4 separate regions of the Mus musculus genome follow, and all the other regions are linked to region 1. The links are chromatin loops, found by intact Hi-C in ENCODE. Cell type or tissue: left cerebral cortex. All regions are shown on one strand.

What was found. Peaks named below come from ENCODE experiments on the same cell type or tissue, not always from the same donor. Only the 100,000 strongest peaks of a DNase experiment are listed, where the experiment ranks them.
Region 2: it touches region 1 in a loop (3-fold over the local background); 2 of 42 quality-filtered maps call a loop at or near these places.
Region 3: it touches region 1 in a loop (8-fold over the local background); 4 of 42 quality-filtered maps call a loop at or near these places.
Region 4: a loop joins it to region 1, with 2.6 times the contacts of the local background. A loop is called at or near these places in 2 of 42 quality-filtered maps.

What each region holds. Positions count from the first base shown.
Region 1 is chrX:151,799,989-151,807,988 of GRCm38, reverse strand. It overlaps Huwe1 (HECT, UBA and WWE domain containing 1), which reads right to left and starts at 4,707. Exons shown (of 83, transcript NM_021523.4): 1 at 4,420-4,707; 2 at 1,129-1,269. In left cerebral cortex, CTCF peaks have their summits at 3,153, 4,033, 6,757, 7,249 and 1 weaker place; DNase peaks (open chromatin) are centred at 5,443, 6,627, 6,785, 7,198 and 3 more places; H3K4me3 peaks cover 4,530 bases; H3K27ac peaks cover 2,878 bases.
Region 2 is chrX:151,614,397-151,622,396 of GRCm38, reverse strand. It overlaps Phf8 (PHD finger protein 8), which reads right to left. Exons shown (of 22, transcript NM_001113354.1): 19 at 1,438-1,533. Among named protein-coding and RNA genes, the nearest start is that of Gm24460, 79 kb to the right of the region's middle. In left cerebral cortex, no CTCF peak of the experiment used is centred here; no DNase peak of the experiment used is centred here.
Region 3 is chrX:151,630,433-151,638,432 of GRCm38, reverse strand. Phf8 (PHD finger protein 8) reads right to left here. Exons shown (of 22, transcript NM_001113354.1): 21 at 7,947-8,000; 22 at 4,576-7,094. The coding sequence ends at 7,006. Among named protein-coding and RNA genes, the nearest start is that of Gm24460, 95 kb to the right of the region's middle. In left cerebral cortex, no CTCF peak of the experiment used is centred here; no DNase peak of the experiment used is centred here.
Region 4 is chrX:151,602,159-151,610,158 of GRCm38, reverse strand. All of the region lies in intron 18 of Phf8 (PHD finger protein 8), which reads right to left. Among named protein-coding and RNA genes, the nearest start is that of Gm24460, 66 kb to the right of the region's middle. In left cerebral cortex, no CTCF peak of the experiment used is centred here; a DNase peak (open chromatin) is centred at 4,675.

The sequences.
Region 1 (8,000 bases):
AAACCGTTGCTCTGTCCACATTTGTGTATGAGCTAAAGGCTGGCTGGAGGCTGAAGGATATGTGTTCAACTCTCATTTTCTGGTTTTGACCATAGTACAGACCCAGAATGGCTAACACTGCACAAGCAAAATAATTCATCAACCAGTTCTTAATATCTAAGCTCTGAATCAGAGAATCTAGGATAACAGAGCATAAAAACAACAAAACAACCTAAGGATATTACAAATACACATTAAAAAAAACTTTTTCTTCCAGAAGGCCTATATTTCATATGGAAAACTAAAATCAGGTATCAAATCAGAGGGCCACAGAAAAAGGAACCCATGACTAGCTATTTTAGTATACCAACTAAGCCAGCAGTATCACCTAAGAGATCACATAAGAGATTACTACCATTATTGTTTCATTATAATAGATTACCTATGGTCTTTAACAAGAATGAGCTAGACATCACTATAGACTGTAATTTTCAAATGTGAGGAAATGCAAAAAGGACTTAACAAATAAATTGGAGAAAAAAAAACAAGAGAAATATAACCTGAAGAATAAAACAGACTTAAAGTCTACATAAACTATTTCATAAATGGACTTTTCTCTGGATCATGAGTCAAACTTAAAATATCACGGAAATTTTAAAATGAGCCCATTTTCTACCTTTAAATTTTCAATTTCTTCAACTGAAAATGAATTCTGGGTTATACTGTCAAGAACTCTCTCAATATCTATACAATTTTTGGTATGGATAAAAATAACACATCAAGAGAGGTTTATTTCAAAATAATTCTATGGGAAAGGGGGGTGCCATAGGGTAAAACTAAAAAGGCTAAAGTTGATAAATGTTAAAAATACCTGGGGGAGTAGACAACATACTACTCAGTTATGTTTCAAATTTTGTGAAAATCATGCACTGACAATATACATTTAAAACAATTCCTTTTAATTGTCTAATGAGCTCCATCCAATAAAATTATTTAAAAAAAAAAATAAAACAAACCTGACCCATATAATGGAACCAAAGCAGCACAAGCAAAAAATGTAAATTCCAGCCCCATCTCCATTTCAAGATGTAAAATACAAATACCAACCGCAAAGATCTTAAAAAAAACAAAAACAAAAAAAAAACTAACCTAAAATCACAGCCAATCATAGTCATCCTGGTGGGAAATCCCAACACTGCTCCAATAGCTTCCTGAAACTTCCTGACCAAGTTCTGGTCTACTGGTTTGTTCCTCTGAAGCACTAACACTCAGGTCAGGCTACTGAAGGACCTACAAAAAAAGATTGTGGAAAAGAAGTATATTATTCATTAGAATTGGGTAGTTAACCACTGTATCAATAGACACAATCAGTTATTTTTGAAGCAATAGCCCTTAAATGCCAACTTGCATTTTTAGAACCTGCTTTGAGCAGTAACTAAACACTCTGAAAAAGAACTGTATAGTGTTTCTAGTGACACTTAGACAATACCCCTGAAAACTGTTTTCAACTCAAACAAAATGATAGCATGTTTAACAAACTGACACTAAGGAAAACATATTTTATGAAAAGAAAAAGCTGTACACATTAAAATTATTTTTCACCTTCATAAGTGCTTTTTGGCCATACTGGGAGACAAACGATAAACATCCTGGAAATTCAGGTTGAACTTTGTCACTGAACCTTAGACAAAGTTTTTATTTGGTACTGCCACTCCTTCCTCTCTTCTCAGAGATCTACCTAGAATAAATTAAACCTTTTAGGTCATGCCTTGATCATCATTCCCAGATTTAGTATAATTCTAAAGGACAAGAGTTAGTGATTATTGCTTAACCCACTGTAAAAGGAATCAAGACAAGAGTCTCAAAATAAAGTGACCTGTCTTTCAATGAAAGAGGAAATTCATTTTCCTAAAGCACTTCCAACTCAAACCCTGAAGCTCAAAACGGAAATCCACAAATAGTTAATTATCAGATGTTACCCACTAAAATGTCAATGATAGTATACTTCTTGCAACTATATTCCTACTTGAACCCCATCACCCAACCAACATAATTAAGGAAAAAAACCACTCTAGTGTTGATCTAATAAAAATATAGTAGTAAGAAAAACTACTTCCGAGTAAAATGTTAGAAAATATAAAATGGCAAAAGCACAACAGGAGGTAGTTATCAAAGAGTCATCTGTGGTTGCCTTTGAGGGGGAAATGATGGTATTTAATTAGATCAACCTTCCTAATGTCTTGCATATAGGTATTATCCTACTTAAATAAAAAGACTGCCAAATATGCCCCCCATACTGACCCAACTTAGACAAAGTTTGTCTAAAAATGATAGAGGTAAAGAGAAATAAATGAGGTAAAGAGAAAGAAATAAAAACACTTGAAGCTTAAGTTCTCTTTAACACTGCAAACTGGCAATGGCATGAAATTTCAAGACTTTTGTGAGGTGAAGGACAGGACAGACTGTATTTGAAGGAGTGGCAAAAATGAGTAGGCAAGGGATGAGGCACTCCCTTCCAAAAGGTAGAACACTTGGGTGTGGTTCATGACCGAAACATAGCTGGTGGTCATTCCAAGAGAATGATTTTGCATTCAAAAGTCTTACACCAGTAGAAGCTTCAAATAGTGAGAACATATTCAAACATGAACCACTGATCATACAAAGTGGCTTATGAGGAAAAAATTAAAAGCAGACAGGAGCGAATAGGTATTATTCCTAAACATAGAAAAATACAGCTGAAGAAATAACAATTTTTAAAAACCTTACCAGGCTATAAAGGTAGAATATGGCACAAAAACATTTATCTACCAATACAGTTTCACATTAAAAAGGCACCCAAACTTTCTGAGGCAAATTTTCTACAAGGTAAGCATTACTACCCTCATTATATAAACAAACAAAATCTGAAAAGTAATTTGCCCAAGGTCATGAGTTCAATGTGAACTGGAAGCAAACACTAACTTTCTAAATCAGGCTGCTTCCTATGAATTGGAAATGTTGGCAGCATCTCCTCAATCTATGCAACACTGGTGCTAAATAAAAAGTAATTCAAATCATGTTATCTACAAAGGAAACACGTGATAGGGAATTAATTGTCTATAATAGAAGTGATTTGAGGAGAAAGGAAGTAAATTTAAATTTAAAAGGAGCGTGACTGTTTTAGGGGTAAAACTCCTGGAGGAAGGAAAAGGTACTGGGGGTCGACACCTTGCTAGGGGATTCAGCTCCTGGGGGTGGGAGGAAGAGCAGTTAAGAGAGAAATATAAGGATTAAGAAGTGAGACTTAGTTCTTAAATGTTGGTTAGCTGTAACAAAACAAAAAGATATACAGACCAGCAGACTACAGAAACATAGGCGGGAAAGGGGGCGGGTCCCAGAGCTTGTAGCGTGGAAGGGGTTGGAAAGGCAAAGTTTCACCTAGTGGGGGCACGAAGGAGACCACTAAGACTGCAATTATCCGACCACTGACCCGTTTATTGTTCTGCCCAAGTATGGTCTCAAAACATTCAAAGTTGAAGAAATCAGTACGCTGTCCCCGCGTCAGGGATAAACAAGCAAGAGGACCTAGGAAAATGGAAGGTTACTGCTGATCCATCCACAAAGATGGAGTAAATGCAGGGAATAAGATAAGCTCTTTTAACATCTGCGCCAAAAGCACCACGGAAGGACATGGGACAGGGTAGATGATTCAGGCTAGGCTCTAAATTAGGACTACAGAGGAGGAGTGATAGGATTTTTTTTAACTTCTCCCCTTAATAATGCATCCCGATATTCACGTAGCTGAGCGATTTGACAGGGAGACAGAATTTGGGAAAGGGAAGGTACTCTAATGACTCTACAGATTGACCTCTCAAACCTTAGCCCGAAAGCCGCGGGAGCAGGGAAGCAGAGCCCACCTCGGATCAAGAAAAACTAGGGGTTTCATATGGGTCGCTGCAAGGGCTGAGAAGCAGCAAGCGCGCAATAATTATGAGAACAATCTTAGGTGCGTCCCTCTCTCCCACTTTTTAATCTAATCCCCAGCCCACTACCCAATGAACTATGGACTCCCTCCCGCACTTCCCAACCCGCCCACTGCGACGACGAAAACAGAGGCGAAGAGCGATTGGTGGGGCAAAGGCAGGCCCACACGAGGCAGAGGCCGGGGGAAATGGTGTCGCTTTAACCGGTAAGAAACAGGATGGTCTTCAGCTCAGGAAGGATTTACCGGCACCACGACGTTTCGCCATTCGTCATCTCCTTAACGTCTGGTACCTGAGAAGCGTCACAAACGCGGATAGCTAACCCCTTGGTACCGTGTAAGAGCAAGACAGGCAGCCGCCGCCGCCGCCATCTTAACAGGCGGCCCGACCCTAGTCACTGCCCCCCCACCCCCAAGGTATCTCCGCCACCGCCGGCGAATCCCCACGAGGACGTAACCCTGCTCCCGCGAGAACTCACCGGCTAAGAACGGCAGCACCAGAAGACGCTGCTCGCGCCTCCGCAGCTCCTGCACTCAGTAGCCAACCTCGGCCGCCGCCTTCGCGTGATCCCAGGAGAACCTCCACCGGACCAGGAAAAACTGAGCCCAGCCCGTCCCAACCCTCGCTTGCCACCAAACCCCAAATCGCCACCGCTCCGCTCTCACCCCACGCGAAGCGAAAAGCAAATGACGCACAACCTCACGGAGCACTACGGGGCGGAGCCAGCATGCCGCCGCCGGCTCCCGCATGCGCCGTAGGAACTATCGCGATATTACGTTCAGCCTCGCCGAGACCTTCGTAATTCACCGCAGGAGACCGCCCGCGCCTCGCCTTTAGGAAACATGAGATCTCGCGAGACCAGGTGCACGCTCCTAAAAAGGAGAAAGGCGGAGCTTCGTGAAAATGACTGGGAGTTTTTTCGGGGAAAGGGAGGAAGCTCTCGTCCTTTAGGGATCTCGCTTACCACGAGGTTTCCGACCCACTGCGGAGCTTGCTACCAAACCTCGCGATGACACAGCTCAGCGCCAAATCTCGGCCATGTCTTGAAAACTACCTCCGCCCCCGATTTAGGTGTCTGGAGCCTGCCTAGTGCTTAAAAAGTCAACCTGTTTATTCTCACGCTTCCAGCAGGGCTGTACCAATTAGCCAAACTCCATTCCGAAAGCGAAAAGAATGGGTTCCCATTGTTACCTGCCTCGAGGAATAACGTGCTAGTCTTAACTAACGCATAAAAGATGTTCAATTTACAATAAACACACAAATGCAAATGGAAACAATGACACACCAGTTTTTGTGCTCAAAACATGGGGGGAAAAATCTAAAGACCTCTAATATCCATACTTCTTCCTTCGCCGCACTGCAGGCTAACCTGAATCCATCTTTTCACTAAAAGCTCATATCATTAGTTCTACCTCCGGAGTCACCAGTTTTAAATATTGAGGCTTTCCTTACCTTATAACAAAAAAGACCCAATAAAGTGGTTTTCTCCAAACAAAGGCGTCTGCCCTCAAAAGCAAATTCAAGCTTGGGGTGGGGAGAAAGGCGCTTGGAGATTTTAATATGGCAGTTTTTGCATGTCTAACCAACAATGTTTCTCCAATAAATCGGGATCCAGTCTGGCCCGTTTGTGAGCTTTTCCATTCTAATCCATTGTTCTGTCTATTCTAATTTAAACATGCTTCCTTCAGAGTACAGTTTAATTGTACAAGCACCCCCATCTTTAAAAACATTTTCTTGGTTATTCTTAGCCATCCCCCCCTCATAAACTTTAGAATCGTCAAGTTCCAAAAACTTAGTATATTTATTGGAATTGCATCAACTGCTTGAATCAATATAGAAAAATGAATATCGTTACAGAATAGAGGCTTCCTATGCAGAAGCCTGATATTCCTTCTCCATTTATGCAAACGTTCTTCCATTGTATTCCTGAAAGTTTTATAGTTTACTTCCAGATATTTTTATTTTTCTTGAAATTTAGAGTGGGGGGGTTGGTATTAAAATTTCAAAATGTTTATTGCTTATATACAAGACTGTTCATATTTAACTACTGACTTTTGTAATTAGAAAAATGAAAATATGCTCAAACAGCAGTAAAATGAAAGCAACGACATGTGATTTTTTACTGTATAACTGAAAAGATATAAAGATAAGTAACAATTCATGTTGGCATAGCTATGGAAAAATAGGCAATATCGTACTACGTTGGAGAGTGTAAATTATTATGGCCTTTGGGGAAGGAGATTTAGATAAATCTATCAAGATTTGAAATACATACACGTTTTGATTCTGCTATTACTTCTCGAAGAATTTCTCCTACAGGAATACCTTCGTACATGTGCACGAAACATACACAAGCCCATTCATTACTTGCAATAGCCCCCTCTCCCCCAAAGAAAACAAGCTAGTGTACAACAATCAGGAAACGGTTAAATAAACTGTAGTCCAAGCATACAATATAGCTATGTAAAAATGGGACACAATTGAATGCTGTGATATACTAAGATACATAAAATAGTTTTAAAAATTAATGCAATGAAACAAAATGAATGTGTGTCCTGCAGCACCATACATATCAGAACACACACACACACACACACACACACACATACATATCAGGACACATGCACGCGCACGCGCGCGCGCCTAGTAGTGACCATGAAGCTTGCCTGCTCGCCCCTCACCTTCCTTTTCCTCTTGAAGCCGCCTTCCTCCAACCCTTAAGAGAAAAACTGAAGGCTGGGCCTTTACTTCTTTTCTAGGGCCACTAGGCCAGGGCCAATGCCGGTACCTCGCATCCCCACTGTTGGCCGCTCTCTTGCGCGCTGTTCGCTGCTTCCCCGCTGTCCTGCTGTCCCCAAAGATGCAGCTAGCTCTCTGCTGGAGGCCGCAGAGGACTGGGGGAGGGGAGAGGAGGAGGGGTTCGAGGAAGGCTGCTGCTACCGCCAGTCTGGCCCTTCAGCAGCCTTTCCCAAAGGCTCTCCAAAGCGGCTACCTCCGAGCCTCAGAGCCAGATCCCGTGGGAACTGCCCCCTACCTCGAGGAGTCTAAAACCGCCCCGTCCCCCCAGGTCCCGGAAGAGGGGAGGGGGGAACTAAGCTCACCTCCGCCGCAGGGGCTTGGCGAGGCCTGCAACAGTGTGCAGGGTCTGAGGCCAGTAGCAATCTTGTCCCCCCCCCCCAGCCCCCTCCCTCGCCCTCGGCTTACAAAGCCCCCCCCACCCCCACGGCTGCACAGCTCACACTGGATATAAGGCTCCTCCTACCACGCGATTAGCCCCGCCTCTGTCCCTTGAGAGGGCGCTCCTGCTCCCTTGGTGGTATATTTTACTCACCTAAGGGAGACCTTGCTGGAGCTACTCATGGTCCAATAAATGCCACCATAGAGGATAGTAGGATCACTAAGGAACTGGAATTTGATTGCTCTACAATGAAAATCCCTGAAGGGATAAAACTTGATATGCATTTTAAAAATTAAGGAACGGGGAGTATAAGAGGGCAAGATGACACACATTGTGGAGGGCCAGAATAAAGGATGAGAAGCACCGTGCAAATCTACAAAGGCACATAGTCCTCCCTCAAACATTTCTCCTTTGTATTAGGTGGGGTGGTACTATGATTGGAGGACTCCATAAACTGTAGATACATTTGTAAATGTATAGAAATAAAAATGACCTGGTGGGAAATGACCCTATTAATTGGTATTTGTCTGGGATAGAGAATGAAATTGGAGAGTAAAAGGATGGGGGAAAGGGCATTGATTTGCAACTCTGAATGCTTCAATAAGGTTTGAATTTTAACAAATGAATTAATTTGATTTTCAAAACAAAAATGAAAAGATGTTAGTGAAAGAACCCTTGAGACATTCATTCCACGTTACAGAATGGTGGTTCAAACCCTGAATTGGGAATCTGCTTAATGGAACCACTCCCTCCCTCCATGTGCAGTTTTCTGTACAACCTAAGAAGATGCACAGAGGGCCCTTTGAGGTAGTCTCATTGTATATTCTTAACAAAGGTGTATTTCGTGAATGAGTGTTACTCCATTGTAAGGCTGATTATTT
Region 2 (8,000 bases), 190 kb after region 1:
GCTCAGAGTATGAACATTTTCATGTCATTAGTGATAACTATAGTGGAACAGCATGCAATCATGTAGTAACAGGTGAATTGCAGCAATATTTGAGTTGTTAAGAAATTAAAAGCAAGCTATTTACAGTATTTTGAGAATTTAGAAAGTACAAGTATAGAAAAACTTAAATGATACTATGAGAAAAAAAACCAATCTCTTAAAAAAAGCCAATGTAGCTGGGTGTGGTGGCGCACGCCTTTGATCCCAGCACTTGGGAGGCAGAGGCAGGTGGATTTCTGAGTTCGAGGCCAGCTTGGTCTACAAAGTGAGTTCCAGGACAGCCAGGGCTATACGGAGAAACCCTGCCTTGAAGCCCCCCCCCCAAAAAAAAGCCAATGTTACATGAAAGCAAATAAATCTAGAAGATGATACTGGCTACAGTACCATTATATCAGTTTCTATAAGAAAACTAACAAAACCAAGACGAACTGTTCTAGATTAAGAGTGATTTAAAAGAAAAGAATCATGAGAAATGGTAAATATTATTTTAGGCCATTAACATTTGTGTAGTTTATTAAGAAGTGAAAGTATCATAGACTGCGGAAGATAATTCAATGGCAAAGCACTTGCCACATAAACATGAGAACTGGAGTTTGGAACACCAAACTGGATGTGGTAAGGCACATCTATAATCCCAGAATGCCTATAATGGATGGGAGGCAGAGATAGGAGAATCCCTGAAAATAGAGGTAATTAGCACTGAACAAGAAAAGATTCTGTCACAAAGTGGGAGGACAAGGGCCCACACCTGAGGTTATTCTCTCAACTCCACATACACACAACTGCAAACATATATAAATAACCACACAGGAGTGAACATACATATATAAACACTCACAAACACTATACATAGAAACATATATCATACATATTCAAAAATTAATAAGCCCTTGAATGCTCTTCAGTGCAAATAGCCCAACCAATGAGATAAAGAAAATTACTTTCTCTCTTAAAACTTCATGTTTACTTCAGGTACCTACTTTCCCTCTCTTCCTTCCCTTCCTTAGGGATAACTTCTTAGTAGTTGACAGTCTTGGGACTCTTGCAGAGCCCAAGAGTCCGCATAGTTTTCCTCCTTGAAAACAAAATTATCATAGTGGGGCTGCGATGACAGTTACCAGAATGTTCTTAGAAGCTTTAGATGGCTTAGTGAACTCTTCTGGTTTCCTTCATCTCAAGTCATAAGATTTCAAAAACAATAGCTATGATTTTCCTAGCTAGATTACACAAACTATGTCACACAATCAATTTAGCCCTGGCACCTAACATGGTACTAAAAGTAACAGATGCTTGCAAATGAGTAGCTGAATAAGATCTTGGATTACAGATGTCTTACATTGATCTCTATTTTTCACCTGATTAGTCCTACAGAGTATAAGATACGGAATGCTAGATCACCTTTAGGACTCCATGGAGCATCATCTGAATTCTTCTTTTTCTTGGGTCGAGATTTCAAAGCAGGGTCATCATCATCAGACTCCAGAGATGGATAGACTGTGGGGAGAGGTGAAGGCAGGATAAATTAAATAAATTAAACCTCATCCATAAGAACAAAGACAGAATGATACATATTTCAGTCCTTCCTCCTCCTCTTCAAGTATATTCATTTACATAATCCACATTCAACTGCAGAAGGTTCCTAAATATCTTACATTTTGTACCTTTTCTATAGTTGTACCCTTGTTATGAAAGTCCTTCTACATTCACCAAATTCTTAGTCACTCATGTGAGCTACTTGGCTCACCTTTTAAAATTTAACTCTAGATTTAGTTCTATACTCATCAGGGAAATGCAAATCAAAACAACCCCGAGATTCCACCTCACACCAATCAAAATGGCTAAGATCAAAAACTCAAGTGATAGCACATGCTGGTGAGGATGTGGAGAGAGAGAAACACTCCTCCACTGCAAACTGGTACAACCACTCTGGGAATCAATCTGGCGGTTCCTCAGAAAATTGAAAACAGTTCTACCTGAAGACCCAGCTATACTCTTGGACATATACCCAAAAGATGCTCCACCAAAACATGTGCTCTATTATGTTCATAGCAGCCTTATTTATAATAGCCAGAACTGGAAACAACCTAGATGTCTCTCAACCAAAGAACAGATACAGAAAATGTGGTTCATTTACACAATGGAATACTACTCAGCTATTGAAAACAATGACTTCATGAAATTCGCAGGCAAATGGATGGATCTAGAAAATATCATCCTGGGTGACATAACCCAGACCCAAAAGGACATGCATGGTAAGTACTCACTGATAAGTGGATATTAGCAAAAAAGTACAGAATTCCTAGGATACAACCCACAGACCATAAGAAGTTTATCAAGCAGAAAGGCTCAAGTGAGGGTGCTTCAATCCTACTTAGAAGGAAGAAGAAAATAATCACCTGAGGCAGAGGGTGGGAGGAACCAGGATGGGAGAGGGATGGGGTAGGGGAAAGGCGAACAGGATCAGGTATGGCGGCAGGGCCAGAAGAGAAGCACAGAAGACCAGCACCAGCAGCCTTGCAGGGGAGGGAGGCTTTAGAAAGTACTAGAGACTCGAGAAGTGAGAGACTCTCAGGACTTAATGGGGTGACCTTTGCCAAAATGCCCAACAATGGGGAGAGGGAACTTGAAGAGTCTACCCCAGTAGAAAGACAAGGCATCAAATTACTAATCTACCATAAAAAGAATTCTGACCTAGAATTGTCTAAAAGAACTGCAGTGACATAAAATGGAAAAGAGACTGAGGGAAAGGCAATCCTGTGACTGGTCCAATTTTGGATCCATATCATGGGGGTAGGGGATACCAAGGCCTGACACTATTACTGATGCTATGATATGCTTACAGATAGGAACCTAGCATGGCTGTCCTCTGAGAGGCCCTACTAGCAGTTGACTGAGATAGATACAGATACCCAACCATTGGACTAAAGTCACGGACCCCTAGTTGAATTAGGGAAAAGCTGGAAGAAGCTGAAAGGGAGAGTGACCCCATAGGAAGACCAGCAGTCTCAACTAACCCAGACTCCAGGAACTCCCAGAGACTGAGCCACCAACCAAGTAGCATATTCCAGCTGGTCTGAGCCCTCCCCCCCCAGCACTGCCTGGTATGGCCTGAGTGGAAGAAGTTGTGCCTAATCTTTGACAGACTTGAGGACCCAGGGAAGGGGAAGGTCTAGGAGTGGGGGCAACCTCTCAGATTCAAGTGGAAGGAGGAGCGGGTTGAAGAACTATAGGAGGGGGTACTGGGAGAGGAGCTGGAATGTAAATAATTTTTAAAAGAGTATAATCATGCTCTCATAATCTGGTTCAGATTCCTCCTTCTCAGCTCTCCATCGCAACCTGTGTTTTATGCCTGCCGTGGAGATGTAGTACTGTACTTAGGAACTGATTATTACATCTGCTGCCTCTAATTTACAAATGAGGCCAGGGATGTGTGTTTGATTTTATACTAAAGCAACCCATACAATGAAAAGTAGGTATTTATTGTTTGTGAAAGAATGGGAAAAGTAAATAGTACATATTTAATAAACATAATAGGAAAAAATCGACTAAATTAAACTAGGACCAAAATTATTGGAACTGCACAATCTAATAAAATATCTATATTTAACTATCCTACCTTAGAGAAACAAATAGAAGTATGCAGATTATCATAAAAACCATAGGCAATTCTTCATAATCCATAGGCAAGACACTTAGGATTTTTAATGGGAATATGGTCTAGAAAGATCCAATTGATGACGTAAAATTCTGAGGCCACTCCCAAGCCTAGAAGAGAACTCTATATTTTTCAGACCTTCTTCCTTCAGCAAAGAGGTGAAAACTTTACCTCCTGATTTTTTATTTCAAAAAAAGCATTTAATTATTCTTAGAAAGGAATGAATACTAACACAGCTGTTTCAGGAGAAGCCACCAATATTACTTTGTTGGGTCTGAAAGGATTTCTACTTTAAAGAAGTTAAGTGTGACACAGAAGAAAGACTTGGTGCCTTAGGGTCAGAAAACTATACTTTGAAATTTTGGGTGGCAAAGTAGTGGCCTAAGAACAGTTTCATACCCCCACTCCCATCCACTTCTTCCCATCTCCACACCCACAGGCCTAGTTCCAGACCTGTGACTCTGATATAACCTGGTAAGTCCATCCCTGCAAGCCCATGTACCTGCTCCTGTGTATTTGTGTTATTTTTTTCTATTCTGTTTATGTGGGGATATTTTTTTGCTTGCTTGCTTTCTAGAGAGAAAGGGAATGAAATTGGGTGGGTGGGGAGGTGGAGAGGATCTAGGAGTTGGTGGAGGGGAAACCATGATTAGACTACTTCTCTAAAATAGACTACATCTTGGAATGCAAAACAAATCTTTACAAATTCAGAAAGACTCCATGTATCCTATCTTACTGTAAGATTAATAAAACACACGGGCAGTGGTGGCGCACGCCTTTAATCCCAGCACTTGGGAGGCAGAGGCAGGCGGATTTCTGAGTTCGAGGCCAGCCTGGTCTACAAAGTGAGTTCCAGGACAGCCAGGGCTATACAGAGAAACCCTGTCTTGAAAAACCAAAAAAAAAAAAAAAAAAAGATTAATAAAACACAAAATCAAAAGCAAACAAATGTCTAATAAGTACACAAATGCATGGCAATAAGAGATAAAAACCCCTCATTGTTGAATGATGAATGGGTTAAAGAAGAAATTGAGAAGGAAATAAAAGAAAAAAATCTTAGTACTTAATAAAAATGAAAACAAAGCACAACAAAATCTCTGGAGAGATTTATGGCTCTAAGTGCCTACACTTAAAAATCAGAAAGACCCAGGTATGGTGACTCATGTCTTTAATCAGTGCAGACCTTTCTAAATTCCAAGCCAGCCCTGTCTCCATTGCAGGTTCTAGATTTGCCAAAGCTACACAGAAAGACCTTGTCTCAAAAAACAGACAAGTCAGAAACAGCACAAATATTTTACTTAAAGATGCCACTCAAGATTTTGGAAAACAAGAACAAAGCAAATTCAAATCCAGTATGTGGCAAGAAATAAATAAAAATAAAAATCACAGCAGAACCTAGTAAGATAGAAACACAGAAAACAATATAATGAATAAACAAATCTAAGAACTCTATAGAAAGATGAACAAAATTGACACTTTTGACACAACTAAACCAAAGAAACAGGTGATCTAAACTAACAGAATAAAAAATGAACAGGGAACCATTTGTAACAGACATAAGGAAATTAAGAATATTATAATGGAATATTTTAAAAACTTATAGCTCATTAACTTAAAAAAACTAAAAGAAATGAACAAATTTCTAGATTCATCCAAACCACCAAAGTTAAACCAAGAAGAGATCAACAACCTAAACAGAACTGCAACATAGGAAACAGTAATAAAAATAATTCTAACTACAAAAGTGCAGGTCCAGAGGCAGGTGGATTTTTGAGTTTGAGGCCAGAATGGTCTACAGAGTGAGTTCCAGGACAGCCAGGGCTATACAGAGAAACCCTGTCTTGGAAAAAAAAAGTGCAGGTCCAAATGTATTCACAGAAAAATTTTAACAGATCTGCAAAGAATTACAGTCAATTCTTATTAAATTATTCAAAAAGTAGACAAGGATCCATTAAACTGTCCCTATTTGCACATCACATATTCTAAAAAACAACTATAAAACTTCTAGAAATGATCAACACATGGTAGGATACAAAATCACAAAAATCTGTATCTAGGGCTCCATATCCTGGTTCACAACTCCAGCAGAAGACTCCTACTCTACCAGAGGCTATGCTGGGACCAGAAGTACTAGGAACCCCAGGTAAAACACCCATCTATCACTTTCTAATACTTCTTAAAGCTGGTCCAGCAGTCCCCAACAGCACCCCCTCCCCTGGGCTTTATATCTCAGTCCACAATTCTGGCAGAAGACCCTGCTCTATTGAAGGCCACAATGTTACTAGGAACGCCAGGCTCACACCTCCTGCAGAAGATCCCTGCTCTTCAGGAGGCCAAGATGGTACTAGAAACTCCAGAGGCCACACTAGTATCTAAAATCCCAGAAGTCATACCAGTTCCCAGATTCCAATAGGCAACACAGGCACCCAAAACCCTAGAGGTCATACAGGCTAAGAAAACACCAAATGGAGACACCCTATTAAACCTGAAGACTCACTGATCATCAGAACCACAGGCTGCTCATGCCAGAAGACCTGAGAGAAACCAAGGAAAAAAAAACATCCATTCATCAAAGATAAACACAGAAATAGGCAGCTAAATTATAATAACCTCAAATCCAAATGACTGGAGGCCAGTATAAGAATGTAACAACTGCCAGGACAACATGGCACCACCAGCTATCCTACTGTAACAAGCCTTGGATATTTAAATGACCTTAAATCCAATCTTATGAAGTTGATACAAGCCCTTAAAGAGGAAATGAATATATCCCTTAAAGAAATTCTAGAAAAATAATAAACAGGATACAAAAATGAATAAAACTGTTCAAGACCTGAAAATGGAAATAGAACCAATAAAGAAAACACAAACCAAGGGAATCTTGGGAGATGTAAAATCTAGGTAAGCCAACAGGAACTTCAGATGCAAGCATCACAAACAGAATACAAGATATGGAAGGGAGAATCTTAGGCGTGCAAGATAGGAGAAAAGAACTTGAGAGACTTGTTAACATCAGTCTAAAGAAAATGTTAATTCTCAAAAACTCTTGAACCAAAATATCCAGGAAACCTGAGACATGATGAAAACACTAAACCTAAGAATAATAGGAGTGGAAACACTAAACATACAGAACAAAGAAAGAATATTAAAAGCTGCAAGGGAAAATGTCAAGTAACACAAAGGCAGATCTATCAGAATTACACCTGACTTCTCAAAGCTACAAGGGCCTGCACAGATGTGCTGTAGACTGTCCAGATGCCAGAGACTACAGACCCAGAGTACAATACCCAGAAAAACTTTCAATCACCATAGATGGAACAAACAAGATATTCCATGACAAACTCAAATTTAAACAAAATCTATCCACAAATTTACCCTTAGAAGGTACTACAAGGAAAACTCCAACCCAAGTAGGTTAACTACACCCAAGAAAACACAGGAAATAATTTCACACTTGCACAAGAAGGGAACCACATTTGTGTGTCCATGCCATTCCCACCCACACCATCATCACCAAACAACAAACAATAGGAATTAACAATCATTGGTCTTTACTATCAATAGACTCAATCCCCAACCCCCCAAAGGCAAAGGGCTAACAGAATGGATGTGAAAAGAGGATCTATCTTTCTGTTTCATACAAGAAACACACTTTAGGCTAGAGAAATGGCTCTGGCTGCTCTTCAGGACCAGGGATCAATTCGTGGTACCCACATGGCAGCTCACAACTGTCTCTAGAAAGACAAACATGGTATGTAATCATAAGTGTATATTACCTATAACGTTAAAGGAAACCATGCTACAATTCACAGAACCAGAGGAGCTAAGTAACAAAGAGGTCTTGAGGAGGGGGATACATGAATCTCTGCAGAAAGGGGAAGTAGAATAGATATTGTGGGTGAATGGGGGGGCATGACAAAAAGAGGGTTCAGGTTGGAGGGGGAGGATGGAGATAGAGAGTATTGGGAGAGAAGGCTGGAATTGGGGAGGGGGGAGGAGGGAGGGAGAGAGTACTGGGAGAGATGGCTAGAATTGGGAGGGGTATCTTCTGGGTAAGGTAGAAACCTAATTCAATGGAAACTCCCAGTTATCTTCAGGGTAACATTAGCTAAGATTCCTAGCTGGGGTGAGATACAAGACTGAGCTTGCCATCTTCTGTAACCAAGCAAGGCTTCCAGTGGAGGAACTTGGACACCAACCCAGCCACAAAACTTCAACCTACAATTTGTTCTGCCTATAAGAAATGATGATATAAAAGTGGCACAGAAATTGTGGGAGTAATCAACCAATGACTGGTCCATCCTGA
Region 3 (8,000 bases), 170 kb after region 1:
CAGAAAGACAAGTGCTCTTAACCATTGAGCCATCTCTCCAGCCCTGCATACTACTTTATATTTGAATATGCATGAATATAGAAATGTGGTAGTTTTTCATTACTGCATAGAATTAAGAGATGGTAAAATGACAAAGCAATAGTTTGTGATTGTTTGTTTTTTGTAATTAAGATAATTTATTTATGCGACTCTACTACAATGATTGACTGAGCATGATTTAGACCATTAACAAAAAGAAACAATGGCCCTCACTAGAACCAATCATGCTGGAATTCTTCTGTCTTCACAGCCTTTGGAACCCTGAACACTGTTTAAGCTGTTTGGTCTGTGGTACTTTGTTTTAGAAGCCCAAGAGAAGGTAGATATTCCCCTAGTTAAGGAGTTCTCTTTATTATGAATGTATGCCAAATTTTGTTGAATGTTATTTTCTACATTGATTTATAAAACAAAGCTAATGTGATTTTTCATTTTTCTTACTTATATGGTGATTTTGACAAAACCAACCATGCAGCTTAGATGTACTCCACTTATTCATGATGTATTTTTAATATATTGGTGAATTCTATTAGGTAGTATTTTATGAAGAATATCTATATATGTATGCCTGTGTCTGTATGTATGTGTGTGTGTGTGTGTGTGTGTGTGTGTGTATCCCCATATTGATTTATTTTTTTTACTATCTGATTAAGGTAACTGCAATATTAACTGAACAGAATGTATTGAGAAAAACACCACCTACTCTTCTATTTTCTGAAAGAACTAGTGTAGAAATGTTAATTTTTGAAACATGTTGTTATAATTATCTAGTAAAACAAGCCTGAAGATTTGGGGATAGGAGTTTAAATTAAATTTCCTTAATAGTTATAGGGCCATCCCATCTTTCAATGGTGTCATTAATGGTTCAAAGTTTTAAATTAAGTATTATGTCCTAAAAGTAATTATGATGTGTTCTTTATCAAACTCCACATTCACAGAGATTCTGCTCACTCCTACCACCCTAGAAAAGTTCACAGTTCCAGTTATATTAAATTGCTTAAACTTCTTTCTGCACCACTCCCCCTACGATACTCTACCAAATTAGTCATTGAGAAAGAGTTACACACCAACCCAGTTCTGGAAAGAGAAAAGACTGAAATTAGGGAAATTGCTACCTTCCATTTTTAGACAGAAGCCTCTTATTTGATGATATCTCTTGCTTGTACTAGAAAGTGAGTTGATCAAAACTCATTTCTATTCTCTGACTTGAAGCTGGTAACAGTGCTTTACTCTTTCAGAAATCGTGGGAGTCAATAACAAAAATAAACTAGACTGCTTTTCCTGCAAAGGTTCTAAAATCCTTCCACAATCTTGTTTTCTATCAGAAGACACTGTTCCCTATGTGCCAGACATGAATTTTCTCAATCTAAACTCTGTTAGTAGTAACAATTTGATTGTGAGAACTGAAGCAATCATTTAGTCAGTAGGTGTCATATCTAAAGACTGTCCTTCCAGATCTATAGATTTAAAAAAAAACCTAAATTGGGTTAAAATTTTTATTATTTATTATTATTGTTTTGAGACAAGGACTCTCTATGTAGTTCTGTTTGGCCTGGAACTAGTTATGTAAACTAGGTTGGCATTTAATGCTCTGCCTTCCAAGTGTTGGGATTAAAAGTGTGCACCATACTTGGCTCTAAGCACAGATAGTAAGAAACCTACCCCTGGTCACAAAACTTAGTCAGGTTGTTGTTGATTTGAAAACAGGCTCTTTTTTTTTTTTTTTTTTTTTTTTTAAAGACAAGGTTTCTCTTCATAGGTCTGGTTGTTCTGGAACTCACAGAGATCCGCTTATTTTTGACTCCCGGTGCTGGAATTAAAGATGTGAGCCACCAAAGCCCACGGGAAGCAAGGTTCTTTTTTTTTTTTTTTTAAAGGGGTTTTTTTTTGTTTTTTTTTTTGTTTTTTTTTAAGATTTATTTATTTATTATATGTAAGTACACTGTAGCTATCTTCAGACACACCAGAAGAGGGCATCAGATCTCATTATGGATGGTTGTGAGCCACCATGTGGTTGCTGGGATTTGAACTCAGGACCTTTGGAAGAGCAGTCAGTGCTCTTATCCGCTGAGCCATATCTCCAGCCCCCAGCAAGGTTCTTAATACTGCTTCAGGATCCAACTCTCCAACTCTCTGTGTTACACTTTGGACACACAACAGGTAATCACTACACCTATTATTGGATTTGAGACGCAAAAAGATTTCTATTACAGTGAAAGAGGAAGAATATGAGTTTCTGAATTAGGCAGATCCTACTGTGGAACAGCATTTAGTCTTTTTAACTGAAAACTAGGGCTAATTATCACAGGGTTAGGAAAATTAAATACTAGGCAAACTCTAACTCTAACTTAGTGCCTAATATCACTAAAAAATGGCTTAACAGATTGTTAAGAATACAGGTTCTAGAACTAGGCTGGTCCTGGCACTTACCTGTAACTGTAAGCTGAAATGAGCACTTTATTCCTCAAGTAGTTTTAAGGCAAGGTCTTAATCACAGCAACAAAAAGCAAACTAGGACAGAAATAGGTAGCAGGAGTGGGTTGGAGCTGGCCTGAACCTAGGAGACATGCTAGGAATGCTGTGGATAACAGAGGCCGAAAAAGGAAGCTGCACAAGCCCTTTAGACACCAAAGATGGTGACTGAATCATAGATGTGAAATACTGGGCTACAGAATTTGAGTTATATTACTTGATGTTAGGCTTGCTTTTATTTTTTTGTGACTATTCAAGTTCTTCCCTCTTGGAATAAAAAAAAATATTTACTGTGATTTTGATTTTACACGGTCCCATAGTTGATACTCTATTTTAAACAGAATTTAGACTCCTAAAGTATGGAGAATTTAAATACTATGGGACTTTTTACATTAATATACTTAGTTTTATATTGTGATAAACATGAGACCTTGGGAATAAACAAAAAGGAATGGTTATGCTTTATTAATGATATACTTGTGTGTCAACCTGACAAAGGGTCAATTATGCTGGTAGGTTTTTCATCAACAAGCCAGGGTTATCTGGGAAGAAGGAACCCCAACTGAGAAACATTCCTCCATCAGACTGGCCAGTGGGTAAGTAGGTAGTACATTTTCCTGATTAATAACTGACCATCCCTGAGCAGGTAGTCCTGGATTGTATAAGAAAGCAGGATGAGCAAACCATCAGGAACAAGCCAGTAAGCAGCATTGCTCCATGGCCTCTTTCAGATCCAACCTCCAGGTTCCTGACTTGGCTTTCTTTAATGATGGATTATGATCAGACATGAAGTCAAATAAAGCCTTTCCTTCCCTAGTTCCTTTTGGTAATGGCTTCTACCACAGCAACAGAAGGAATAAGTCAATATACACGAGAAACACTAAGAGTATAGTTCCTGTTAGCTCTCATGATTATATTCTGTCCACTGCACTTAAGCATAGTAATCAATCAAGATTATACATATCTCAAGTACTGGGGTAGATATCAGAGAAAACATTCCCAGCCACAGAAATAGAGCACAGCTGCAGCCAGTGCAAAATAGACCACAGAGCAGTAGCGTGGGGGCTATTGTGGACTCATAACTGGTCAACATGCTGAGAATAAGATTATTGAAAAATGAGCCCTATGAGACACCTATACATCTAAGGGTATATAAAGAGACATCTATAAGGTGAAAGCAATAATATGGAAGAGGAGAGGAAGGAATATAACTTGGAGAAAGGAGTGGACTGTTGTGGAATGTTTTCTACCATATAAGACAAAGCCGTGTCACTTGAATTCTAAGCAGCTGCTAAGCAGAAGCCTTGCACAGGACTAGAGCTGTCAGTATTCTGTCATGGAGAGAGGAGGGGACCACAAGGTCTCACTACTCACTAAGGATATGAATGCAGCTGATGGTTGCTGGGGAGAAAGAGATAGTTTTCTTCAGTGGTAAGGTACCAGTGGTATCCACTGGTAAGGTGCTCATGTTCTAGTAAATAACCTCTCTTCCATGCTTCTGTAAGCAGCCCTAATTAAACTCAGTGGCTAAGAAAGAAAGAAACGATGATAATGGAAGAGAGACTGACTGGGAGGAAGATTAGCAGGAGTGGGAAAGGGGTGATGAAGAGTTATTGGGGGAGTAAATATGATCAAAGTGTGTTATATCCATGTGTGAGAATATCATAATGAAACACATTATCATGTATACTCAGTATATGCTCATAAGAAGTAGCTCATGAAAATGATTGAAAACTATCTCATTGAACTTCTAAGGAACACTGAATTGTTGTACCTTTCATTTTCTCCCTATTTTACTTTTAATTAAGTATTTTATGTGTATAAAATTGTGTCCTTAAGAACAGGAGCTTACCAAATGCATATTTCAGATATAATGCTGGTAAATAACCAGGGAAATGACCACTTATAAATTGATGAATGATAGTCAAAAGGAAAGTAACTTTCTGAACACTGCACCTTATCAGCACCACCACCACCACCACCACCACCACCACCACCACCACAACCACCCCCACCACATGACCACCCCCTACCCCCCTATGAATAATAATGTCAAGCAACAAAATTGCCAAGATAAATCACTTTTATCTCTACAGGAAAGGGAGATCTAAAAAATATATAAATTACATTAGTAACACAACATAAGAAAAAACAAGGGGAACAAACAACAGAGAAATCTGGATGAGGCTACTCTAACCTATTTATAAAAAGGCCCTGCATCAGAAATCACAATCCTACCCACTTCTAAAAATATATTTAGACATGTACAGAAGCGGTGGGTTTGTTTTTAAATTGTTTGCTTTTTTGTAAAAATATATTAAAGGTGAATAGAAATCCTCTCTGCCCTCTTATCCTACCCCAACTCTCTGCTGGGGATTGCAGATCAGAGGTTAACTATCTCACCATGTTCTAAACCTTGGTTATTCCCAACTCCTCTCCACCTCACTTCACTTAGAACCTGAAACATAAAAACAAAACAAACAAAACAACAACAACAACAGCAACAACAGCAACAACACCACTAACACACTAGCTTCTTTGGAAAAGCATAACTTTGAGGGTAAACTTGCTTTTCATTGGAAACAACACAAAATAACAGGAGACTCTGAGAACCCAACTAAACTAAACAAACCCCATTAGAGGCTGGGTTTCAGCTCCACAGAACCTTCTAACAAAGAAACAGAGGGAAAAGAGGCCTGGAATGGGTGGGGTGAGGGTGCTAGCAATTAGCTGCCATTGAAAGATCAAGAGGGAGTTTTAGTGGGTGAAAGGGCTAGGGACCTGTTTTTGGTGACAACAGTCAGTCTTTAGTCAGGAAGTTGCCCATACAGGGTTAGGAGCTTCTCCTGCTTTCCCCTTACTTCCCTACTGCTGCCTTGAAATCTCCAAGATAAGCAAAGCTGAGTAGAAAGGAGGGGAATAGGGACCTCACGTGCTAAAGGGGAGGTAGCCAGGCCTTTTGCCTTTGGTGTGACTAAAGGAGGACTGCTTGGCCCCTGGGGGTCCCCAAGGTAGAAAAAGCAAATATGCTAAAGTATCCCCCCATCCCAACAAGGATGGAGGTGATACATCTATAGAAAAAAGAAAGATAAGCCACAAACATAAAAGATAACACAGAGGCCTCACAAATTCCCTGTGGTCTGCATCATAGCTGTTAAATTCCCCAGAAGCACTAGGCAAGCTGGGATGAGGACGAGTGGAAGGTAGAGGACACTCCCACTTGGGCAGTGCCAAAATGGGTTGTTCAGAAGGGGCAGTCTCCATCAAGCCCAGATTGCCAGTAAGGCAAGACAAGAGGGAGGTGGGGACATTGTCTGGAAAATAGTGACAATCACAAAGGAAAGCAGAGAAAAGCGGATCAGAATATCTGCTACTTCACATATGGGCATTGTTTCTAACTTCAGACTTCAATAGCCTATCTGTACTATGCTTGAATAGTTGGCCTGTGGTCTGGAAGTGGAAAGTCCCAGGGGTGAAGATCTTAGTACTGAAATCTTCTTTAGACTAAGCTTAGATGGGGAAAGAAACATGGAAGTTCCTGATAATGACCCTTCAGGGTTATCTCACCACACCCTCTTCAGAAGGTCCAGGCTGTGCTTTGTGGGGTGGCAGGGGCCATAGTTCTCAATGTGCCAGGTACTTCAGATTTCTAGGAGGTGAGTTTGTACCTGCTTGAACCCAGTTATAGCTATGGGGATAATGTTCTACAGGGCCTCAAAAATACAGGCAAATTCCTGAAGATCATCATAGGGGTTTCATTTGCAGTCAGACAAAAGTAGTTTCCTCTGGTGGGCTAAGCAACAATCATGGTCAAAGGCTTGGGTATCTGTCCTTTTTCCCACCTCGAAAAGTAAAAGGAATCTCCTCCCCCTCCCCCAAAGACAGATAAAGTCAGCTTTTCTAGGCCAGCTCTGGAGTTGTCCCATAATAGGGTCATAAAGACCCTCTTCATTTTGTCATGAAAAAGAGGTAAAAGAAGATAAAGACCACAACCTTCTATCAGGAACAAGAATGAAGGTAGGGTATATCCATCGGTTGTGAGGAAGGGGTAGGAATGGGTGGAGGTGGGCAGGCTTAGAGACAGGGCTGGAGGTGCAGAAAATGTTGAGCACTGGGCTTCTCACTCCATGGCTGAGGAAACTGACAGGCCCAGACTCCCTTTATGTTGCTCCTCCTCATTCCTTCCATATAGAGGAGCAGTGGAAAAGAATAAAGACAAGGTGTAAGTGAAATATGTGGGTGGAGCAGGAAAAGGTTCTTGTCAGTTGGAAATGTCTCCCATTTACCTGCTATTTATGGATATGGAAAAAGAAGGTAGGATACTCATAGGGGAAGTGGGAAAGGGAGTTGGAGATAGTCCGTGCCTTTGGTCAGTCCCAAGAAAGCAGGACAATGCACCTTGTCCGGGGCTCATAGGATCCAGGAGTGCCCCGAGTTGACAACGAAGAAGGCAATGGGGGTGAAGGGATGAAGGAGTAGGACATGATGGGGCTCGTCTCACAGAAGTAACTTGCCATTTCTGTGGATTTTCAGGATGCGGCCGAGTCTCTGCTTTGCTGTGGCCAGGCCCTTTTTAGGACGCTTTCCTGTAAGGAAGGGTCAAAATAAACAGAGGCTTTATGAGCAACTTTAGCACCATACCACACCTCCATGCTTTGTTTTTCTCTCTCAACAAAGCTCTTCATCCTTACACCATATCAGGCAAGGAACCCTCCTTAACCACTTCTATTCAGTGCCATGTGCTTGGCTACTCCTTCTCTGATTGCTGCAGCAGTCATAGTCACTATAGTTCTAGTTTTCTGGTTGTTTTCCATTACTTACTTTGGGTTCAATCACTTTCCTTAGAAAATTTTTTAAGGAGGTCAATATATTTCTATGCCATTCATGTTATCCTGATCAGTAGGTTAGTGACTATAGTTCCATATCCCTGAGGATGTCATGCTCAGGGCCTTCTTTCATTAAAAACCCTTATTCTAGTCGACCCTAAACATCACACCAAGCTCAGTATCCTTGAAGTACATCCATCCATATACTATGGATTGGGCTCTGGCCAATGGGAGGAAAAGAAGGGCTTGAATTTTCTCTCTCATGCATCTTTCTGTCTTGCGACATCAAATCACTTCTCACATCCTACTACTCTTCACATTTATCATCTCTTCATTACTCAGTCCTTTCTGAATGAAATGTATAGACTACTTACTTCTAGTCCAGATTCCACTATGACCACCAGAGGAATCTTTCAAACCTAAATCTAGTATTACTTCTATTTAAATTCAGTTAATTGCCTCTTCATGGACTATTGAGCTGTAGGTATTGGAAGGCCAATATCCAAGCACCTGAAGTTTGGCTTCTTGGTATTCTCAACTACTAGAACACTTAAGATTTAGACCAGGGAGCTTTTAAGAGCTCTCATTTTAATCTCCATTTGGGTCATGTACCTTGTCCTGCCTGACTGCTCTGGGAACCAACTGAAGGGCGCCGCTGGGTGAGGA
Region 4 (8,000 bases), 200 kb after region 1:
GGAACATGGAAGGTATTAGAATTAGAAAACTGAAGGGGAAAAGATATATTTATATTTTAATTAAAAAACAGATTTTAAAAGATCCCTTAAAATTAGGCCAGAAAGATGGCTCAGTGAACAAGGATGTTGCCACTAAGCCTGATAATATAAGTACAACCACAGAAATGTATATGTAGAACAAGAAGAACAATTCCTTCTAACTTCCATAGCAGTATAGGTGCATGCACATGCTCTCTCTCTCTCTCTCTCTCTCTCTCTCTCTCTCTCTCTCTCTCTCTCTCGCGTACACACACACACACACACACACACACACACACACACAAAATCAATCAATCAATATATGTAATATGATTTTAAAAATAATAAGATTATCTCTTGAAAAGTTCAATATAATTGGTAAGTATTTGATTTAGACGGACAAAGAAAAGACAAATACATCATATAAGAAATGAAATGGGGATAGGATTAGAGGTGAGGAGGATACAACATCTGCCCCAACGCCAGAAGTAAGTGGGACCAGCGGGACCCAGGCACCCAGGAACTCTGCTCGACCAGTGGCACAGGTTCCTTCTGGTCTGGGCCAGTGCTCTGAGCAGACCTTGGACTCAAACTCTGCAACCAGTCCCACAACACCCAGAGGAAGCTCCACTCCCAGGTGCTCTAACATGTCCAGGACCACAGGATCCCAGGAGTTTGGTCACACCAAGATCTCAGGGTTTCAGAGGCAGCTTGACTCCCTGGAGCTGTGACACACCCAGGATCTCAGGATCACAGGATCCCAGAATCACAGGATCCCAGAGACAGCTGAACTCTGAGGAGTTCTGACACAACCAGGATCACAGAAAGGACAGGCCTCAGTCAGATATGGTGAAGGCAGGGAGCACTAGGGATAATCAGATGGTGGGAGGCAAGCGTAAGAACATAAGCAACAGAAACCAAGGATACCTGGCATCACCAGAACCAAATTCTCCCAACATGGCAAGTCCTGGATACACCATCACACGAAACAAGCAAGATTCAGATCTAAAATCACTTCTCATGAGGATGATAGAGAACTTTAGATAACTCCCTTAAAGAAATACAGGAGACAACAGGTAAACAGCTAGAAGCCCTTAAAGAGTAAACACAAAAATCCCTTAAAGAATAACAGGAAAACACAATCATACAGGAGAAGGAAATGAACAAAACCATCCAAGATCTAAAAATGGAACTAGAAACAATTAAAAAAAAATCACAAAGGGAGACAACCCTGGAGTTAGAAAAACCCAGGAAAGAGATCAGGAGCTATAGGTGCAAGCATCACCAACAGAATACAAGAGATAGAAGAGAGAATCTCAGGGGCAGAAGATACCATTGACACAACAGTCAAAGAAAATGCAAGACGCAAAATGCTCCTAACCCAAAACATGTAGGAAATCCAAGACACAAGGAGAAGACCAAACCTAAGGATAATAGGTATAGAAGAGAGCGAAGATTCCCAACTTAAAGGGCTAGTGAATATCTTCAACAAAATTATAGAAGAAACTTCCCTAACATAAAGAAAGAAATGCCATGAACATACAAGAAGCCTACAAAACTCCCAATAGACTGGACCAGAAAAGAAATTCTCCTCGTCACATTATAATCAAAACACCAAATGCACTAAACAAAGAAAGAATATTAAAAGTAATAAGGGAAAAAAGACAAGTAACATATAAAGGCAGACCTATCAGAATTACACCAGACTTCTCACCAGAGACTATGAAAGCTAAAAGATCCTGGGCAGATGCCATACAGACCCTAAGAGAACACAAATGCCAGCCCAGGCTACTATACTCAGCAACACTCTCAATTACCATAGAAAGAGAAACCAAGATATCCCATGACAAAACCAAATTTACACAGTATCTTTCCATAAATCCAGCCCTAGAAAACACCAACACAAGGAGGGAAACTATACCCTAGAAAAAGCAAGAAAGTAATCTTTCTACAAACCCAAAAAAAGATAGCCACACAAACATAATTCCACCTCTAACAACAAAAATAACAGAAAGTAATAATCACTTTTCTTCTAATTTTTAAAATTTCACTTTTCATTAATAGCTCTTAACATCAATGGACTCAATTCCCCAATAAAAAGACATAAACTAACAGACTGGATACATAAACAGGACCCAGCATTCTGCTGCATACAGGAAATGCACCTCACTGACAAAGACAGACACTACCTCAGAGTAAAAGGTTGGAAAACAATTTCCCAAGCAAATGGTCCCAAGAAACAAGCTGGAGTAGCCATTCTAATATCAAATAAAATTAACTTTCAACCAAAAGTTATCCAAAAAGATAAGGAAGGACACTTCATACTGGTCAAAGGAAAAATCTACCAAGATGAATTCTTAGTTCTGAACATCTATGCTCCAAATGCAAGGGCACCCACATTCAAAAAAGAAATTTTACTAAAGCTCAAAGGACACATTGCACCCGACACAATAATAGTGGGAGACCTCAACACCCTACTCTCAGCAATGGACAGATCATAGGAACAGAAACTAAACAGAGACACAGTGAATCTAACAGAAGTTATGAAACAAATTGATCTAAGATATTTATAGAACATTTTTCATCCTAAAGTAAAAGAATATACCTTATTCTCAGACCCTTATGGTACCTTCTCCAAAATTAACCATATAACTGGCCACAAAACAGGTCTTAACAGGTACAAGAAGATTGAAATAATCCCACGCACCCTATCAGATCACCACGGACTAAGGCTGCTCTTAAATACCAACAAAAACAACAGAAAGCACACATATACATGGAAGCTGAACAACGCTCTATTCAATGATAACTTGGTCAAGCAAGAAATAAAGAAAGAAATTAAAGACTTCATAGAATTTAATGAAAATCAGGACACATCATACCAAAACTTATGGGACACAATGAAATCAGTGCTAAGAGGAAAACTCATAGCTCTAAGTGCCTCCAAAACAAAACTGAAGAGACCTTACACTAGCAGCTTGACAGCACACCTGAAAGCTCTAGAACAAAAAGAAGCAAATACACCCAAGAGGAGTAGAAGGGAGGAAATAAACTCAGGGCTGAAATCAACCAAGTAGAAACAAAAAGAACTATACAAAGAATCAACAAAACCAGGAGCTGGTTCTTTGAGAAAATCAACAAGGTAGATAAACCCTTAGCCAGACTAACCAGAGGGCACAGAGACAGTATCCAAATTAATAAAATCAGAAATGAAAAGGGAAACATAACAATGAAATGTATCTTAAAATAATTATTTTGTTTGTTGAATATTAAGTTGAAAATATTAAAATAATGTTCTACAAACATCATGAAAATATTATTGACAATTTTTCTCACAGTGCTTGAAGTTAGCATTTTCTTAATGTTTACCTTCAAAGAGTTTTTGCTATTTTGAAATATTTATAATATACTTACTGATAAAAGAATTTCTCTCCTAGAAGCACTGATAATCTTTTTTAAGTAAACTGATTGTTACACAAGGTACACAGATATATAATGCATTTTAAATACTCTCTCACTATGTCAGGTGGTATCATGTAAGGGCTTTCGAATATATTTCTTTTTTAAAATTTTTTATTAGATATTTTCTTCACTTACATTTCAAATGCTATCCCAAAAGTCCCCTATACCCTCCCCCTGCCCTACTTCCCTACCCACTCACTCTCACTTCTTGGCCCTGGCATTTCCCTGTACTGGGGCATTCAAAGTTTGCTAGACCAAGGGCCTCTCTTCCCAATGATGGCCAAGTAGGCCATCTTCTGCTACATACGCAGCTAGAGACATGAGCTCTGGGGGTACTGATTAGTTCATATTGTTGTTCTACCTATAGGGTTGCAGACCAGCTCTTGGGTACTTTCTCTAGCTCCTACACTGGGGGTCCTGTGTTCCATCCTATAGATGACTGTGAACATCCACTTCTGAATTTGCCAGGCACTGGCAAAGCCTCACAGGAGACAGCTATATCAGGGTCCTTTCAGCAAAATCTTGCTGGTGTATGCAATAGTGTCTGAGTTTGGTGGCTGATTATGGGATGGACCTCCGGGTGGGGCAGTCTCTGGATGGTCCATCCTTTCGTCTCAGCTCCAAACTTTGTCTCTGCAACTCCTTCCATGGGTATTTTATTCCCTATTCTAGGGAGGAATGAAGTATCCACGCATTGGTCTTCCTTCTTGATTTTCTTGTGTTTTAATGATTCATCTTTAACATTTTATGCTCTTTTACTATGCTTAACTCCCAATGAATATTTTGTATGTTTTGAAACAATTTAGTATTCAACATTAGATATAGGATCCTCAGTTTTGGACAGTATTAAATATTTATTAATGATATCTTAGGGTATGAAAGGATATGAATATAAAAGTTGAGCAATTTTTATGTTATTTGATTCTTGAGCCACCATGTGGTTGCTATACTCCTTGCTTAAAGCTTTCCTTGGCAGACAGATCTTATAGTTCTTGCTTCTCCAGAACCCTTAGGGTTTGTATTGTAACTTGGACCTTTTCACCTAATAGCTTCACACAGTGGCCTATTGTATTTCCTTGCAGGGACTCCAGCCCTGCCACACATTGCCTGGATTCAGCCACATGTGGAACCATGGTGCAAAACTTGATCACTTCCTCAATCCTGAATTTTTCATGCACCCAAAACTAGTATCATGTGGGTGACACTGCCTTGTTCAGCTGCCAGCTCAAGATATATATAGTCCCTCTTAGAACAAAGATATAGTAGCTTTTGTATGTTTTAGTAACTGAATCTTGGAAGCATTTTTATGAAGCTTTTTTTAAACCAGGAACCCCATTCAGTGCTATTGTCAGTCCTATCCCTGTCTCAAAATGAATTTGTATATTCACTAGTTGCAGCCTTGGTGGATGAGTTCACCCTTAGGATAACTTCCTATCTATCATCTCAGTACTCTTTTATTAGTGTTAGTCTCTTTAACAAAACCATATCTACTTTTATTTCTTCTGTGGCCACATTTTAAAACTCAGTCAGGCTACTTTTTGCATCACACTGCACACTTTTCATATCTTTATGCACTACCTGGTTGAGAAGAGCAAGAAGTAACCAAGACACATCCTAACCTGAATGCTATCCTGTCTTGGGATTTCTTTCACTAAAAAAAAATATTCACCTTTTCTCAGGATGCTGCCAGAATACAGCCAGATCAATTGATAGAATATGAATGGCCCCTAGGCTAGGTCCCGATAGAGACTTTGTTTCCTTCTGAAGCCTCAAGAACTGGTCCTCCAAGGTCCATATTTCTTTTGGCATTCGTTTTTTTTTAAATCCCATTAAAATGTCTCATTTTGCTTTTCTTAGAGTATTTAAGGGGTTTTCTATTCTATATCTCCAAAAATCTTCTACATTCCTCCTACAAACCAGTTCTAGAGGCCCATGAACTGCAGGGCTGGAGGGATGGCTCTGTGGTTAAGAGCTGAAAGTTCAAGTGGCAATGCCTTTTTTTTACAGTATTATGGTTACTTCAAGCTCTGCTGGCAGTGGCAGAAAATGATGATCCACAGGATACAGTAGTACCAAATCAGTAAACCCAAAATATAAGAAATACCTTGGCTTTGGGTACATGCCTATGACACATCCCAAATTTCTATGCCAGAATACCCACACATACAAACACACACACACACACACACACACACACACACACAAGAAAGAAAACCTTTGTGTTAAGGCTGTGATAGGAATGAAGTAATAAAGGTCTGTTTTAGAAATCATAGGAAACTTTGTATGCCCCAGTACAGGGGAACGCCAGGGCCAAAAAGGGGGAGTGGGTGGGTAGGGGAGTGGGGGTGGGCGGGTATGGGGGACTTTTGGTATAGCATTGGAAATGTAAATGAGCTAAATACCTAATAAAAAATGGAAAAAAAAATCATAGGATACGGAGACCAAAACAGAAGTACTTCTGAGTAATAGGCACAGAGTGTTGCTAATAATCAAGCTTGCTTCATTTTACAGAGTACTAACATTTATTACTTTTTAGAATTAGAATTCTGTATAAATTTCTCTTAAACTAACATCCTTACCTAATAATATAAGGACTACTAGAAATTGCCAAATTCCTGCTTATAAACAAAACTTTATAGATATCTGTGTAAAACTTAAAAAGGAAAAAAAATCACATTGAAAAGGCAAAAATAAAATCATCCCTATGTATACAAAATTCTAAAGAACCTACCATAGTTGGGTTGGGGGTTGGGGGTTGGGAGTTTGGGAGTGACATTATAGGTAATAACAGAACTCTACAAAGTTGGAAAAAGGTATGATCAACATATAAGAATTAGTCTTGTTTCTATACATTAGTAATAACTAATATATAAAGGAAATTAAGAAAATTGTATTTCTAGTAATATCAAAAATGAGGAGAAATAAATCTAACAGATGAAATATAAGAGGTAAAAAAAAAACTACAAAGGCATAAATAAATGTAAAAACATCCAATCTTAGTATTAAGACATCTAAGGTTGGATGTCTTAATACTGTTAAGACATTAATAGTCCCTAAAGTGATCTACATATTTAATGCAATCCCTTTCAAAGCAAGTTCATAGAAGTGGAAACGTTGGTTCTAAAATTTGAATGGAAAGCAATGGACCCTTAATACTCAAAACAATTGGAAACAGAATTCAAGAACATATCAAAAAGATTATCCTCTGTAATCAAAATTGTTTTTACTCCAGAGATATAGAGATGGTTCAACATATAAAATTCAATAAACATAATCCACAACATAGACTATAAAGGACATAAACCACTGAATCGTCTCACTAAGTGCAGGAAAGTCCTGTGACAAAATTTAACATTCCACAATGATAAAAGTCCTGGAGAATCTAAAGATACAGGAGATTTATCTCAAAAATAATAAAGGCAATGTACAAGAAGATGACAGCCAACATCAACCTAAATGGAGAGAAACTCAAAGCATTTCCACTAAAGTCGGGAATAAGACAAGGCTGCCACTCTCCTGACTCCGGTTGAACAGAGCACTTGAAGTCTTAGCTACAACAATGAGACCAGTGAAGGAGATAAGGGGGATATAAATAAGAAAGGATGATATGTTTCTATATGTAAAAGACCTTAAAGATGTCACCAGAAACCTCCTACAGCTGATAAGTATACTCAGCAAAATAGCAAGATACAAAATTAACATAAAAATCAGTAGTCTTCCTATATATAAATGACAAGCATACTGAGAAAGAATTCAGAGAAACAATACCTTTCACAACTACCTCAAAATATCTTGGAATACTCAAAAGAAGTGAAATTTTGTACAATCAAAACTTGAAGACACTGAAAAGAAAAACTGAAAGAGACAACAGAAGATGCAAAAACTTCCCATGTTCATGGACTGGCAGAATGAATATTGTGAAAACAGCCTTCTTGCCAAAAAGCAAGCTACAGATTCAATAAAATCACCATCAAAATTCTAATACAATTCTTCAAAGAAATTGAAAAAACAATCTTAAATATCATAAGTGAAACACAGAAGTCCCAGGAGAGTCAAAAAGTGCTGAATAACAACAAAAGTTTTAGAGCTATTAAAATCCAGGATTTCATATCATAATATAGACTCATTGATCAACAGATTAAATTGCAGATTCACAAAAAAAAACACACCTGAGTCTTGATAAAGAATCCACTAATACTCAGAGAAAAGACAGCTGGTCAAACTAGATAGCTACCTGTGGAAGAATGAGACTGGATCATCACCGTTTATGTTGCACAAAACGTCAACTCCAAATGGATTTAGGAACTTAATATAAGGCTTGTTACCCTGACCCTAATAGAGTAGATATGATGGAGTATGTTTGAACTCACTGGTATAGGAAAGGAGTTTCTGAACAAGACCATGATAGTATAGGCATTAAGACCAACAATTAATAATTGGGACCTCATGAAACTAAACAGTGTTTGTACAGCAAACATTGTTTGCTTGAATGAGTAATTGAGTAATGAGGCAACCTACAG